Regions from separate parts of the Homo sapiens genome. Here region 2 is linked to region 1. A link is a loop called in an ENCODE intact Hi-C map of the cell type or tissue named here. Cell type or tissue: ascending aorta. All regions are shown on one strand.

Region 1 (5,000 bases):
AGTCTCACTCCTTAGGTTACCAGCTAACTGTTAAAAGGGAAGGAGCTGGCCGGGTGTGGTGGCTCATGCCTGTAATCCCAGCACTTTGGGAGGCCGAGGCCGGCGGATCACGAGGTTAAGAGATCGAGACCATCTGGCCAACATGGTGAAACCCCGTCTCTACTAAAAATACAAAAATTAGCTGGGCGTGGTGGTGCACGCCTGTAGTCCCAACTACTCGGGAGGCTGAGGCAGGAGAATCGCTTGAACCTGGGAGGCTGAGGTTACAGTGAGTCAAGATCGCTCCACGGTACTCCAGCCTGGCAACAGAGCGAGACTCTATCTCAAAAAAAAAAAAAAAAAAAAAAAAAAGGGAAGGAGCTAAGTAAATTCATTTATACTTGTCAGGCCTCACTGCATTTAACACCTCACTGCATTAACAGCTACCACGCCCGGCTAATTTTTGTATTTTTGTAAAGATGGAAATTTCACCATGTTGGCCAGGCTGGTCTCCAACTCCTGATCTCAGGTGATTGGTCGGCCTCCGCCTCCCAAAGTGCTTGGATTACAGGCCTGGGCAACCGTGTCCGGCCAGTATTTGTATTTTGAAAGCAAAGTTTAATTATCCAAAATAATTACTCATTAATAGTAGCCCTTGTAGTTGATGGGAAGTAATAAGGAGAGAAGAAATCTTTTCAGTACATTTCAACAATTAATGCAAGCTGAAAAATGACACCTGTAGTAAATCAGATGTGGATTCAAATCCAAGTTCTTACTGTGAAAAGAAAGTAAATTATTTCAATGTCTGTGTCCTGGTTCATTAAATGAGGATAATCATCTGCCCCTTTAGCACCAATCACTTTTTCAATTGTAAGTATATTTTATTTAAGTGTGAACATTTTTAGGACCGATTGCAGCCACATTCAGGGTCTAGCACAGGGACAGGCATGTATGGGCACTCAATAGATGTTTGTTGACCCATACATCAATATAAAAGGGATTTGCAAATTGTAGAGCACCGCGCATGCCTCAGTTATAACAATACTGATCTTTATTACTCTACCTATGAAGAAAGCAAGTTCTTCTTTCACTGAACAGGGCTGGTGGTAGGGAGACAGGCTAGGGGCGAGCAGGAAGAAGGAATCAAGTCAAACAGGGACCCCTGCAGCAGAATCCATTGGGACACTTTAACTTAGAGTGTAGATTCCCAGACCAGACCGACAGAGTCCGAATCTCAGACCCTTTCGAGGTCAAAAAGCCCTGATTTGGGAGGTGGGTGATAATGGTGACAATCTCACTAGCCCTCTTACTGCTCCTTGAGAAATACTAGCGTACCAGGAAAAGTGGTGAAGGAAGCGTTCCTGAAGATATCCTTTCCTCAGTGACTCTCAAACTTCGCTTTTAGGAAAGAGGAATTTCGCTATTCCATGCGTTTCACACCTTAGAGTGAGGGTGGTAGGTAACTTAGATTTTCCTCTCTTCATTAAAAAAAAAAAAAAAAAAGAGTGTTGGTGGGGAGGGGGAGGAGGCCAGTTGAAAAGTAGAGGCCGAGGACAGAGTTAGACACTCGTTGTCTAACGGCCCTGCCGGAGGGGCTCCGCCTGTCAGACTGCGTCACCCTCTCGCCAAGGGTCCCCCAGACGGGCGGGGGCTCCTTGCGGCCGGCTAGCTACTCTCCCCGCCTCCCTGCGCCCTCGCCCTCCGCCCCGCTGTACCCGCAGAGCGCGCGGCCCAGCGCAGCCCCTTTTGGCACCGAGGTTTCCAGGTGCCCAGCGCGAAGGCGGAGCCGGGTTACAGCCGCCTCCTCGGCGCCACAGAGAAGACCCCCGGGAGTTCGGCGGCCCAGGCGCTCCGGCTCTGCGTCCCGAGCCTCCCCCGGCTCTCCGCGCTCCTCCCTCTCGGCGCGCCCGGCGCGAAGCCTGCGATTCGTGAGCCGAGCGCAGAGCGCAGAGCCGAGTGGCGCACGCTGGGCAGTGGCCTGGGCAACCCCAAACGCAGCCAGAGCCCTCACCCGAGTCCGCTGGCCCGCGCACTCCCGGACCATGACTGCCGAGGGACCCAGCCCGCCTGCCCGTTGGCACAGACGCCTCCCCGGGCTCTGGGCGGCGGCGCTGCTCCTGCTCGGTCTGCCGCGCCTTTCGGTGCGGGCGGATGGTGAGTGTGCGGGAGGCGGCGGGGCGGGGGGTGGAGCGTGGGGTCCGGGCAGGGAGGGCGTAGCTCGCCGGGGCTGCTCCCTCTGACCGGCCCGGCAAGCGGCAAGCGCAAGCCTGAGAGGAACGAACGAGCCGCGGTCCTGCGACCCAGCATCCCTCTCCTGGCCCACCAAGTCTCCGCGTGCCCGTGCGCCCAAACGCCCGCCTGGTGCCTGGACCCTCCCTTAGCGCCGAGCGCGTAGGTCCCGCAGTCCCGCCGCTGGCTTTCCTAAGGTCTCCAAGAAAGCTCGAATGAAATCACCTCTAAGGTGCCCTAGAACCTCCTCTGCTAAGGGGTGATTTTCCGCCGTCCCTCAGTTTCTCAACGTCTATTAATGTGCCCCTGAGGACACCGCCGATGGTTAGAAAACTCCCTCGGATATTTTGGCTTGGTCCGGGAAGACGTGAAAGATGAGTGGGAATCAGCGAGGCTAAGAGAGAGAGAATGGCCTGGCCAGAGGGAAAAGCACGTGCAAAGGCTGTCTCTGAGTGACAGGAAAAACGGGACAAATGATAAAGCAAAGTACCTGGAGGCGAGGGGACGTCTTGAGACATGAGGTAGAGAAGTGGGCAAGGGCCAGATTATGGCAGGTTCTCTGAGAATTGATCCACTTCTTGTTCGTTTGCTTGGTTTTTCAGCCTGAATTTAGCTTGTAATACTTGCCCTAAAATGAGCAGGATTGGAGCTCTGTATCCATTCCCTTTTGAAAAGCTAATTCAGCTGTGTTTTCATATTAGAACAAAATCCCGCTGACTTGGTACAGGAGCATCTGAAGGAAGCAAGCTTAAAGCCAGCAGTTCTCACACCCATGAGGTAGTTCTAGCTTAGGACGAATTAGACTGATAAAAGAGAAAAGCCCTCCGTCAATTTAGGATGCGTTGTATATTTTAAAATGTGATTCTTGTTTAGCCAACGATATTGAGTGAAACTAGAAGACATGGGGAAAAAAAAAAAAAGCATGGTTGTCAGGAAAAGGGGAAAGCCAAGGAAAAAACCGTCTAGGTCGTAGAGTTTTTAGTGCTCTCTGTTTTAAGTGCAGGCTTGAAAAGCTCTCCGTTCCTAATTAAGGATGAATGTCGTATTTCTCCATATCCTCAGAGAGAGTGTTAGAGACAAAACATTTTTAACTTTGAAGGCTGTTAGTAACCACTGCTAATTTTTTTAATTGACATGTATTTCACATAAAATTTGTCATTTTAAAATATACAGTTAAGTGGGTTTTAGTATATTCATTAGGTTGTGAAAACCATGGTTTGCATGCATCTAATTCCAGAACATTTCCATCACTCCTCAAAAGAATCCCATACCTATTAGCAGTTTACTGATAATTCTTCACTGTAGTGTTTTTTGACTGACATTGAGCCATGAAAATTAAGCTGATTTTAAAGAATGCAAGTAGAATAAATTGGAGCTAATATTAATCTTTGAACAAGATATATTGTGCCAACTTTAATTCCTTTTAAATAAATATTTTTGCAATCCATAAGGTTTTAGAGTTTCATCCCATTATAACTGTTTAAGTGGAATGCCATGTGGATAAGGATCAATATTTTGTGCCTGTCTAGCTTGATACGGGTCATAGAAAATTAAAGGCAGAAATGTCACTGGTCAAAGAGAAAGTAAGGACAACACCAGAGCACATGATTCTTTGTTACTGCTTGCCAGAAATGATTCCTTTTCTTCATTCTCCTTCCTTTTCTTTCCCCACTTCCTCAGTGGACAATTATAGGTATACTTCCTTATAGTAAACTCAATTTTATGAGCTCCAACTTTTATACTAGAACCAGGAAGAGTTATAAGCTATATTATCAAAGGATTCTTTTTGGTACTAAATTCTTAGCTGCCACCAGTTCCTACATTTAGTTATTTGTGTGCTATGGTGACGGGAGGAAGAAGAAGAAATGCTCAGCTTAAGTATGATGAATTACAGATGTTTGAAGAGATAGATTTGGAGAGAAACTATTTCTAAAAACGTGTCATCTGTATAAGGATGGTCTTTGAAATCATGTGCGTGGGCAGAATCCTAAGGAAAAATTTTACAGCAAGAAGACCTAGAACTGAGCCTGGAGTGAGGGAAGCTGGTTTGGGATTATTGAATCTATGTTTATGAAACATATTAGCCTGTAATTTTCATTTTTTATAATATCTTTGCCAAGTGTTGATATCAAACGTATGATGGTTCCTAAACCAAATTGTAAAGTTGCTCCTTCTTTAACTCTGAAAGGGTTTCTGCGGGTGAGGGCTTTTGTTTGTTTGTTTTGGTGTGAGATCATCTGTGTCTGAAGGTTTTCTTGTAGGAAGATTTTAAATAATGAATTTAATTTGTTTGGTAGATAAAGAAGTATTCAGATTTTAAAATTAATTTTGTGTCAATGTTGCTAAGTTTTATTTTTTAAAGTTTTTCCCCCACTTCATTTAGATTGTCTAATGTGGCATATACAATGTAATAATCTCTAATTATCATTTCAGGGTCCACGGGATCTGTAGTGATGTTCCCTTTCATTCTTGATATTGGTACTTTGTGTTTTCTCTTTTTTTGTCTTGATCAGTCTTAGTAGGGGTTTATCCGTTTTATTATTCATTTGAAAAAAGCAACTTTTGGCTTTATTTTCTTGATTGTGTGTCTGCTTTCCGTTTTACTGATTTCTGCTCTATCTGTATTATTTCCTCCTTCTACGTTAGAAGATTTGATTTTGTGGGACTTTTGTGTTTGTTTTTTGAGCTAGAAACTTAGATCATTGATTCTCAACCATACTTTTTTGGTATTAATAATGTGAGATCTGAGGCTATAAATTTCTCTTAAACTACTTTAGTTTCTCCATAAGTTT
Region 2 (5,000 bases), 150 kb before region 1:
AATTCCATTTCTCCCTCACTAGTCATCAAAATATAGATTTTTTCATAAAATTTATAAACTCATAATTTAAAAATCTGATTAAAGAACTTTTGAGGCTTTCCTAGTTTAACTGACATTAATATTTGATTGGATTTCTGCAGATTAATGCTTTAGATATTTACAATATACACATATATTTATATTTCATCAAATGTTTTAGACAATAGGAAAATTAAATAAATCACAAAATTATTGATAAATACCTTAAATTCTATGAATTTGGCCATGAAGATTCAAAATAATATGTTCACTTAAACAGACTACTTCATATAGAAATAAACACGCACATCTATATTATACTTCAAGCCATCAGCCACTGCTATGCTACACGTAAGTCAAGGTCCTATTTTTGAGTAGTCCTGGCCCATATGGTCAACGTTTGTCCATAAGATAGTTTCTGGTTTTTTTCCCCACCACTAGGGACTCTAAAGATTTATAATATATTCATTTAAAGCTGAATGCAAGGGTTTTCCCTTACCTTTCTCAAAATCTATGTTCCCCTTGAAAACCTGGTAGGATGTAGCAAGCATCCTCTTCAATTATCAACATTTACAATGGCAGTGGAGAAGGACCAATAGTTTTTCATAGGCTAATGTCCTGATGAAAATGCCACCTTGCTCTTGCCTATGCGTTTTATTCTTTAAAGCATTTTTGCATGTGTTATTTCATTTTATCCACTGAAACAACGTGAGAGGAGTCATCATCCTTAATTTATAAGTTAAAAAAAAAGACACTTCATGTCTTAAAACTATTTAGTGACCAATTCACTGCATTCCTCAATAGCGTCCCTAATACTCTATTCAACAAAATCAAGACCTAGTCTGTATTATTTTTAGGGGAGATGTCAGTGGCTTTATATTGAGTATGATTCCTTTTTGTTGTTGTTGTTGTTCCAGCTTGTGACAAATTGGTAGGTTATATAAGGACACAGGATGGAAATCAGGGTGTGGCAACACAGCCCATCTCAGGTGCCTAGGGGGCTGCAGGGAGGCCTGAGGCAGACTGCTTTGGGAGACAAGATAGAGCAAACAGTGTTCAGGAAAGGCACGCTACTTACTGAGCAGGACTGCAAGTTGAGGCTCACAAGCTCATGGCAGTAATTCTGAATGTGTTTCAGAGCTTCATCTTCTAACTGAGTGGACAGAGAAAACAAAAGACAGCTGGAATCCAGGTGAGGGAACAGTGGGACACCAAGAAAAATGCAAAAGCAGCTTTCTGGATGATGTGCCCACACCTGACACATAACACAAACAGCTGTATCAACCCTCTGGTACCTGTGTGCAGCCCCTCAGGAGCAGGGCTTTCAGGCCTCGACAACCTCGCACCAGTGCCTCGATGCCATCCTTCGTGATCTGATCACACCAAGAGAGGTTCAGGTACTCCAGGTTTCGGCAGCCCTCACTGAGAGAACAAGAAACAAAAACTTATGTGCAGTCTCTCCTGTAGAGAGTTAATGACCAACTCTGAGTTTAGTACATCACAAGAAATTCCGAAGGGGAGACCATGCCTGGGACCTCTTGGAGTCACCTATTTCTTGCTGGATCCAACGTGACCATTAAGAAGGTTTCCAGAATGTTCATAGCTTTGGGTATTTCTCTTGACACAAACAATGGGCACTCTTACCTGATCCCCTTCAAGGAGCTGTTTGTAATAGACACACAGGAGGTCAGATCCAGATGTTTCAGCTTGGAACAGAATCTGCTAAGGCTATAACACGTGCTGAAAAAGAGCAGACGCACTAAAGATATTTTCAACCACGTTTCTCTCCCTTCTCTCTCCCCGTGGCTATTTGGTCACCAATTAATCTTCATTACTTACCTGTCAGTGATTTTTGTGCATCCATTGAGGTTCAAATGTTCAATGTTTCGGCAGTTCTGTGCAAAGGTCCTAAAATGAGAAAACATTTTAAAGCTCCCTGCAAGTTGCTGGACAGCCACTAGAGGGCATATGAAACCATTCACGCTTAGAACAGCGCTCCCTCAAACTTAATTAAAGCGCGTAACAATCAGCTAGGGTTCTTGTCACAGTGCAGATTCTGATGATAGATCTAGAATGGGGCTCGACAGTCTGCAGTTCAAAGAAACTCCCAGGTGATGCCAGTGCTGCTAGTCTAGGGACCACGTTTTGAGAAGCAGAGTCCTAGACTACCTATCAATCAGTTCTCCTTTACCCACAGCTTGGTGAGTCATCACCGAATCATGAGAATAGAGGCCTAGCTCCCTGCTCCCTCCGCTCTACAAAAAAATCAATTTGAACCAAGGGGGCAAATCTTCTAGTACTGTGCCATGCTGTCACTTGCTTACCCTAGAGCCTTTCCAGAGAAACCATTTCTGGCGATTGATAGAAGACGTCTAGCAGTTAATCAGTATCAAGACCCACTCATTTTACTGGTGAGGACATTCAGTCATGAAGAGGAACTTCCTCATTGATCTGTGGGTTGGTAGCAAGGCCAGAAGCAGCACATTAAAACGCCCTATTCACCACTCACTGCTTAACATATTCAGCAAGGACTAGCTCAGGTCGTCTCCATCATTCTGAAATACAGCTTTGAGATTTGCTCCTTCCAACCTGCCCTGGTACCGGTAGGGGGAACCAAGCCTGATGGGACTGTCTGAGATGAAGAAATGGGGCTGAAATTCTAGGAAGACCAAGGCAGCTGGAGTTATCTGGCAAGAGCATTGGAGTAGAGAGAACGTCACAAAGAGAACTCCAGAGATCTGTGGAGGGTGCCCCTCAAGAATTAAGTACAGGCCAGGCATGGTGGCTCATGCCTGTAATCCCAGCACTTTGGGAGACCAAAGCAGGAGGATCCCTTGAGCCCAAGAGTTTGAGACCAGCCTAGGCAACACAGTGAGACTCTATCTCCAAAACAACAACAACAACAAAAAGAATTCAGTACCACACTGATCAATGTATGCATGTGATGAAACTACCCAAAGCCCAAGGCCAGGGAATCAGAATGAACAAAAAGCATTAAAGGAAACAGTAGCCAGAGCTCACCGAGGGCAAGGAATAGTGCCCATTTCTACCAACCAAGAGTGAAAAATGCCACAATTCTTGGGGCATTGGGTAGAGTATTGAGAATAGTCTTCCTTTAGGAGTGGCGCATAATTAGCCCTAAACACTGCTTTGGTACAACCTAACAAATCTTAAAAACAAGACCTAACAGGAACTATTCCCAATTAAGTCAACTGTATCCCAGAACAAAACCTGAGTATTTATAGGAATACAAAAATATCTGCACCCAACAAAGTAAAATTCAAAATGTCTGGCATTGAACAAAAAATTATCATGTTTTCATAGAAGGAGGAAAATATATCCACAATAAAGAGAAAAGGTAATCCACCAAAACCTACTCTAAACTGACACAAATAGCATAAACAACAAAGGTATTAAAAGTTATAATGTTATTGCCTAGAATATATTTCTATGAAGCTAACAATTAAACATGTTATGTAGACACATGGAAAAATAAGAGATCCAAGTTAAACTTTTAGATATGAAAACCGGCCAGATGCAGTGGCTCACACCTGTAATCCCAGCACTTTGGGAAGCTGAGGCAAGCAGATCACTTGAGGTCAGAAGTTCAAGATCAGCCTGGCCAACATGGTGAAACCCTGTCTCTACTAAAAAAAAAAAAAAAAAAAATTAGCTGGTATGGTGGCACATGCCTGTAGTTCCAGCTGCTTGGGAGGCTGAGGCAGGAGAATCACTTGAACCCGGGAGGTGGAGGTTGCAGTGACCCTTGATCACACCACTACACTCTAGCCTGGGCCACAGAGCGAGACTCCATCTCAAAAAAAAAAAAAAAATGAAAACCACAATGGCTGATATAAAACTTTACTGGATGAGATTAACAACAGATTAGATATGGCAGAAGAAAAGATTAGTGAACTTGAAGACATAGCAATAGCAACTATCAAAAACGAAACACAGAAACAGAAATAGAACAGAGCATGAACGAACTGTAGGACAACTTCAAGCAACCTAATATACATGCGATTGGAATCACTAAATAAGAGAGACAGAGGAAGAAGGAAAAAATACTGAAGAAATAATTGCCAAAATTTTCCCCAAACTTTATGAAAACAATAAACCCATAGACCCAAGGAACTCAAAGAACCACAAGTGCAAGAAACATGAAGAAAAACACACCAAGGCATATAATAACCAAATTGATCAAAACCAGTGACAGATTAGCCATGCGTGGTAGTGTGTGCCTGTAGTCCCAGCCACTTGGGAGGCTGAGGTGGGAGGATCACTTGAGCTCAGGAGGTGGAGGTTACAGTGAGCCAAGGTGGTGCCACTGCACTCCACCCTGGGTGACAGAGTGAGACTCCAGAGAGAGGAAGAGAGAGAGAGAGAAACCAGTGATAGGAAAACCCTAAAAACAGCCAGAAAACAAAGCCATGTTATGTACAGAGAATAAAACATAAGGGTGACAGCAGATTTATCACTGGTAATGAAAAAGCAAGAAAACAGAGGAGCACCATCCTTAAAATACAAAAAACAAAAAATAGTCACTACAGAATTCTAGACTCAGCAATTTTTTTTTTTTTTTGAGACGGAGTCTCGCTCTGTCACCCAGGCTGGAGTGCAGTGGTGCAATCTCGGCTCACTGCAAGCTCCGCCTCCCGGGTTCACGCCATTCTCCTGCCTCAGCCTCCCAAGTGGCTTGGACTACAGGTGCCCGCCATCACGCCCGGCTAATTTTTTTTTTGTATTTTTAGTAGAGACGGGATTTCACTGTGTTAGCCAGGATGGTCTCGATCTCCTGACCTCATGATCCGCCCGCCTCAGCCTCCCAAAGTGCTGGGATTACAGGCGTGAGCCACTGCACCTGGCCCAGCAAAAATATTTTTTTTAAGTGGAGGAAAAAACAGATTTTTTTAGACATAGAAGAGCTGGAAGAATTAATCAGACTTGCAGTAAAAGAAATGTAAAAAAACTTCTTTATGCAG

Evidence for each region. A loop is a pair of places that touch in the nucleus more often than their neighbours do. Peaks named below come from ENCODE experiments on the same cell type or tissue, not always from the same donor. Only the 100,000 strongest peaks of a DNase experiment are listed, where the experiment ranks them.
Region 2: it touches region 1 in a loop (2.9-fold over the local background); 7 of 110 quality-filtered maps call a loop at or near these places.

Annotation. Positions count from the first base shown.
Region 1 is chr3:33,215,819-33,220,818 of GRCh38, reverse strand. It overlaps SUSD5 (sushi domain containing 5), which reads left to right and starts at 2,009. Exons shown (of 5, transcript NM_015551.2): 1 at 2,009-2,133. The coding sequence starts at 2,022. In ascending aorta, no CTCF peak of the experiment used is centred here; DNase peaks (open chromatin) are centred at 1,708 and 1,928; H3K4me3 peaks cover 4,103 bases; H3K27ac peaks cover 3,488 bases.
Region 2 is chr3:33,370,018-33,375,017 of GRCh38, reverse strand. It overlaps FBXL2 (F-box and leucine rich repeat protein 2), which reads right to left. Exons shown (of 15, transcript NM_012157.5): 6 at 1,858-1,926; 7 at 1,663-1,758; 8 at 1,314-1,440; 9 at 1,097-1,171. Among named protein-coding and RNA genes, the nearest start is that of UBP1, 68 kb to the left of the region's middle. In ascending aorta, a CTCF peak has its summit at 1,973 (motif pointing right); DNase peaks (open chromatin) are centred at 1,988 and 2,193; H3K4me3 peaks cover 392 bases; H3K27ac peaks cover 902 bases.